Linked DNA regions of Homo sapiens: region 1 is linked to region 2. A link is a loop called in an ENCODE intact Hi-C map of the cell type or tissue named here. Cell type or tissue: heart right ventricle. All regions are shown on one strand. Links, peaks and the distances in the headings refer to the core of each region. The heading gives the core; the rest is flanking DNA.

Region 1 (2,907 bases), core at 117-2,616, 120 kb before region 2:
ACCAATCTTCTTTGAGACTCCTTCCTACTGGGTTGTCTCTGGATTCAAGACAGTGTCTAATTTCCTCTGTAACTCTGAGACCTGGCATGGGGCTTGTCACAGAATGGCCTCAGGGAATTTGGTGGAATCAAGAAAATGAATAGGATCCTGGGGTGGGTGAGAACCCGGTTGGCTGCTATGACAACTGTAGCATGGAGGACTCAGAGCAGCCTGGGTCCTGTTGATGATCTGGGAGGTTTTGCAGTAATTTTTCTGTGAAATGGCTTGGGGAGTGGAAGGCAGTTTCCATTCTCACCATCTTGGAAAGACGGTGCCCAGAAGCATGGAGCAGGGTGTGAGGAGGTGACAAGAGTGCTCTCCCAGGAACAGAGTTCTCCCACTTCCATGTCCTCAACTGTGCATTGCCATAACTACTCCAAGTCTGCATTTGTTTACTGAAGACCTACTATGTGCCAGTCTCTTGGCTGAGCACTTTCCAATCAGCTGTGGTCCATAAGCCTCTCCAGGGCGGGAGCTGTGTCTATCTTGTCAATAACACAATGCCAGGCACATAGAAGGTGCATAATACATACTTTGTGAGTGAGTGAATGAATGAACAAATGAATGAATGAAATGAGTGAGTGAGTGACTCTGGCTGCTGCCTCACATAAAAGATAAAAGGAAGTTAGCCTTGGAAAAGTTAGGCAAAGGGAGGATAGGCAGAAGGGTGAGTAGGATGGGAAGGATGTTCCAGGCACAGGAAGCCGCATATGCAAAGGCCCTGTGGTGAGAAGAAGCTTGCAATTGGAACCCAGTCTCCATAAATGGCTCTTTCATCATACCCCATGGTCCTCTGAGGTAAGTCCTTTTATTACCACCACTCTCAATTTGAAAAGTCCTTTCCATCCCTCCAAAAGGTTATGGAGAACATATAGAATAGTGAATTGGAGTACAGACTGCCTGGGCCTGGGCCCGGCTCTGCCCCTGAATAGCTGTGTTTACCTGGGGTACTTGTTTCAGTGTTTTTATCTGCCAAGTAGAGGCAACAGCAGAACCTACCTCATGGGGTTTTTGTGTCACTAAATGGGCTCATAGAATATATTATTATCTCGTGGGAAGCAGAGCTGTGCTGAGTCAAACCTAAACTCAGTGCCTTGGTTAGACAACCCTCTTGGAGGGCAGAAGGACAAGAGCGTTGGCCATCCCCTACTGCAGGTGGGAGCGTGCAGTCAGGCCTGTTCCAGCCTCTCTCTTCTGCCTGAGTCCCCCGCCCCTTGGCGTTGATCAGAAAGGACATTGGGGCAGAAGATTTGTCCTTTGTATGAGGCCTCCATGTTCTGAGAGTTGGTGACGGTGATGGGCCCGTTGTCTCTGTTTCCAGACAGTTCCAGACAGGACCAAGCGTGGCTGCGTCAGAAAAGCATGGAGTGAGACAAAGCTGCTATTTTAAGGCAGCTGCGGGAGCTCGGAGGGCGCGCCTGTGTTCTCCTGTCACAGGCTTGTCAGAGTTGCTGGAGTGAGCTTGGAAGTCAGGGCAGAGGGGGCAGGACAAGGAGAGGAGGGGTCCTCGGCTGACTCACAGACAGACTTGGGAAAGCCAGGGTCCCAGAGGAAACCAGACACAGCAGGGGGAACTTCAACAGGGGCATCTGTATGGGGCAGGGAAAATGTTTATAATCACAGGCTGTGCAAATGGCCATAGAGATCATTTAGGCAAATGCCCCCATTTCACAGGTGAGAAAACTGAGGTGAGAGACGCAAGTGTGGTGGAGGGGCAGAGGCTTCTTTTCTTTGTAAATCAGTGAAGCATTTTGTTTTAAATAATCACCGTATTAAATAGTATTAATCGTATTAAATATTATTATTTATACTTATATTTATAATAATAATAATTATTATTAATACCGTATTAAATAGTATTAAATAAGGTATGGCACATTAATACTATAGTCCTTTGTCATATTTAAAAAAACAAAAAAGATCTGTGTGAACCAACTTAGATTTCTAAGACTTGTTAAGAGAAAAAGAAGTTGTAAGAGAACGTGTACAGCATGTACTTATTAAAAAACAGAGGCAAAGCAAGATTTCCTATTTCAGTAGGTCCAGGTATGGCTATCAAGGCTTTGAGAAAGTTCTGGAAGGATGTTAGCCAAATGGAGTAGGATGGTCAACCTTCAGAGGGGACGGGATGGGGAGTGTGGGGCAGGGGACCTTCACTTCATCAGGATTGTTCCAATTGTTAAGAGAACCTTTTCATGTGTTACTTTTGTCGTTAAAACACAGGATACATAATATTTTTTAAAAATTGTTTTCCAAAGGCTTGTTTGGCCTTGAGGCTGGATTTGTCCAGAAAGCATTTCTCTCCTGGGTATCAAACCCTGTGAAACCCTGGCCTCTCCTCTCTGAAGCCTCACCCTGCTCCCGCTCCCCCACCACACACTGGATTTTATAAAATACAGAAAAATGATAAAAATGCTAATTAAAAGACATTCACTCAACTCCTTCTGCCCGAAGGAAGGCCATGAGAAGATGCTTTTTCTCATGATGCCTCAGGCTTCCAGGAAATTCCCGAGCCCTGGGGGCAAGGCCTGTGGGGGTGCATCACCTCCCAGAGAAGCGATCAGAGGTAGGGATGGAGCCCCTGCGTCCCTCTTCAGAGCGTGGGGTGCTTCCGCTTCGTCACTTCCCACTCTTTGTCTTGAGATAAGCAGTCAGCACCCTGGACACGCTCTTCCCAGAAAAACGCACAGTTTTCATTATTTAACAATGTTTGCATATTTGCTAGTTTTTCAAAATTAATTTTTAGGAGCATGAATAAAATAAGAATACATTCTCCACGATGGGAAAGGGAGTTCAGGAAGAAAAGCAAGCACCGTAGATGGGCTAAAGTCGCTTTGAACAGCCCCCCCCTCCAGGGGTAACCACTGT
Region 2 (2,907 bases), core at 217-2,716:
AGGATCCAGCCCAGAGCTGGGTGGAAGCTCAGCCTTCCATGGAATATAGGGAATTTGGGGGAGCAGATGGGTTGCTGAATAAAAACTAGGAAGGGGAGAAAGTGCAGGTATGTTGTGCAGGCAGTCATTCAGACCCCCAACCTCCTCTTCTTAGTGAACTACATTAAGACATCATTCTGGGAATATTGCACTGAATACAATTATTTCCCAGTTTCTCATGTGTAAAATGGACGTGCAATTGGACCAGGCCTTTAAATCTAGGATGATTATTCATTTTTAATCAGTCACACTTTGGCTTGGGACACCATAAGAGTAGCTGGATTGGTTGATACCATCAGAATGCTTGCCTTTGTTCCCCAGACCCTAGCCTGACCCCACTGTGACCCCCTCCAGTCCCTGCTTGAGCTCCTCCTGTTACAACTTTGCCCCCATAAGAAGCAATCCAAGCCCTCTGTCCAGGCATCGTGATCTTTGGAGCTCTGCCTCCTGCCTGCTGTCCCAGCTACTGTCGCCAAAAAAGGAAGAATGGGTCCAGCCTGGACCTTGGGCTCATCTCAGGTCCCCAGTGGAGTCAGCATCCCCAAAACCACAGAGATCCCTCAACAGAAACAGGAACTGTCGGGAGAGGGACCCAGGACATGGTCACTTAAGGCCAAGTGTCAAATACCCACTCTACCCTATCCCAAGGCCCCCTGGTTGTGTTCCCTCGGGCAAGTCCCTTCACTCTCTGAGCCTCCATTTCTCCGTCTGTGAAATGGGAGCATTGATAACTGTCGCCCCGTGGGATAGCAGCAGGAGGTCTGTGTTCAGCAGACATCTTCCCCTCCTTGTCCTGCCAGAGTGGCGGGGCTGACGTGGCAACGGTTGCCTCACCCTCCTGTACTTCCCTCCCCTCCTCCCTTCTCCCTCTAGGCTTCCTTAGACGCCCCTCATCCTGGTGACCCCTTGCATGTGCCCAGTGTCCCTCCAGGCCCCCTCGGCCCACATGGAGGGCACTTTCCCAGCCCAGGCGACTCCGGGACAAATGGATTTTGGAAAGAGCCTAGCCCTGCCTCCTGCCAGTGCCTTGGAGAAGACAAAGAAACAGGGGTCAGGGAGGGGACAGGGAGGGGGCAGGCAAGCCCTGTCCCAGCAGCCTTGGGGCCCCTGGCCGGGCAGGGTTTCCGTGAGCGGTTCTCCATTGCTCCCAAAAATAACCAAGTGTGTATCTCGTCGGCCTCACGCCGCAGATGTTTAGGATAAACCTTCGTAAATCTCTGTTAGAAAAATGCTGAAAATCAGAGGAACGTGGCAATGGCCACAGACTCACAATTTCTCTCTCTCATCTCTGTTTCTAACTCCATCTCTCTTCTCTCTCCATCTCTGTCTCTCTGTGTTCTTTCTCTCTTGTTCTCTGAGTGTCGCCTTCTCTGTCTGTCTCACTATCCCTTTCATTTCTTCCTTTCCTCAGCTCTTTCCCCCGTTATTAAGCCATGAGAGAGGCCTCAGCCTACCAGACGCCCACGGAGCACATATTTTAATGCGCCTTCACAGTCTTCCAGAAAAACAGATGCAACATCTACGACATTCTTCCTGCTCGCTGCAACAGCAATTAAAGAGAGGATTGGGTGAGGGGGGAGGCCTGGGGAGAGGATGCGGGGAGAGGAGAAAAGAAAAGCTCCTTGTCGGGGCTGCTTCTCAACAAAGGGAGTCGACGGTGCACGGGGCTGCTTGTGTGACCGTCTAGCACTATGACATCTTTCTCCCGGAACGTCAGCTTGGGGAGGGTGGCTGGGCTGATGGTGGCTCGGTCAGCAAAGCCTGGCATTGGAGAGGCAGTCAGGGTAACCAGGGCCCAGGCTGGGGCTTTCTTTGCCAACATGATGTTGGGAGAGAGCACAGGATTCTGAGCCCTGCGTTCGGAGCCAGGCTACTTGGGCCTATTGGAACCCAGGCAGCTTCAACCCATTCACTCCCTCACTCATTTGTTCATTCGACAAGCATGTGCAAAATCTACAGCTGTGTGGCAGGACCACGGGGTAAATCATTACAGCACAATACGAGGGCGAGTGTGAACAAGGGTCACCTGGTGGTCCCAGTGGCCCTTCCAGGGGAGATGGCTCAAGTCTGAAGGGTGAGAAAGGCTTAGGTGAACGGGGTGGGATGGGCAGGAGTCTCCATGAGGAACTGAACTCCCACAGAGAGCACTGCAATTTACAAATGAGAAAACCAAGGATGCCCAAGAAGCTGAGAACCCAATGAGTTTGCACAGGATGGCAGAAGACCTTCAAGAAGGTATGGAAGGTTGTCCAGACCCCAGCATCATCCGTGCTGCCATCAACCAGAGCTCAGCCTCAGACGCCAACAGGGGAAGACAGAGGCCATAAGTAAGTGAGGCTCACCAGCCAGGGACCAGCACAGAACTCAAGGATGTATGCCCGTCAATGAGGGTACCAAAGATTGCCATGTGTGACTGATTGCCCAAGTTTTCATGAGAAGATCAGATATGCAGACTTTTTTAAAAAAAGGTGAAATATTATTTTCAAATGATGGTGACTTAGTTACTCTTTAAAATATTGATGGGCCAAGCTAAATCCATCGGCAGGGCATGTGGGGTCCTCGGCTGCTGTTTGTTAACCTTTGGTTCATTCTGAAGTACCACGTGACAGCAGGCTCCACCTAAGCCCAGCATTTAGTAAGAGGCAGGCCTGATCTTCGTGGTCCCTCCAGAAGCCTTGTTTCCAGAGGGCATGTCAGTACCCACTTGAGCAAACTCAGGCCCCAGCACCCTGGCAAAGTCGATAGGCCTTGCCTTCTGCTTTCAGCCTTGGGCTTGAATCCTAACCCTGATGCTAAATAGTTGTGAAATCCTGAGCAAGTCCCGTATTTCTTTATCCTTCACCTGATTCCAAAGAGTGTTTAAGGTTC

What was found. Hi-C counts contacts between places; a loop is a spot of excess contacts. Peaks named below come from ENCODE experiments on the same cell type or tissue, not always from the same donor. Only the 100,000 strongest peaks of a DNase experiment are listed, where the experiment ranks them.
Region 1: it touches region 2 in a loop (2.6-fold over the local background); 3 of 110 quality-filtered maps call a loop at or near these places.

What each region holds. Positions count from the first base shown.
Region 1 is chr5:172,485,268-172,488,174 of GRCh38, forward strand. All of the region lies in intron 1 of LOC105377727 (a long non-coding RNA gene), which reads left to right. Among named protein-coding and RNA genes, the nearest start is that of SH3PXD2B, 32 kb to the left of the region's middle. In heart right ventricle, for the core only: no CTCF peak of the experiment used is centred there; a DNase peak (open chromatin) is centred at 1,414; H3K27ac peaks cover 1,697 bases.
Region 2 is chr5:172,601,984-172,604,890 of GRCh38, forward strand. No RefSeq gene overlaps it. Among named protein-coding and RNA genes, the nearest start is that of NEURL1B, 38 kb to the right of the region's middle. RefSeq lists an enhancer at 524-1,102. In heart right ventricle, for the core only: no CTCF peak of the experiment used is centred there; a DNase peak (open chromatin) is centred at 1,693; H3K27ac peaks cover 2,500 bases.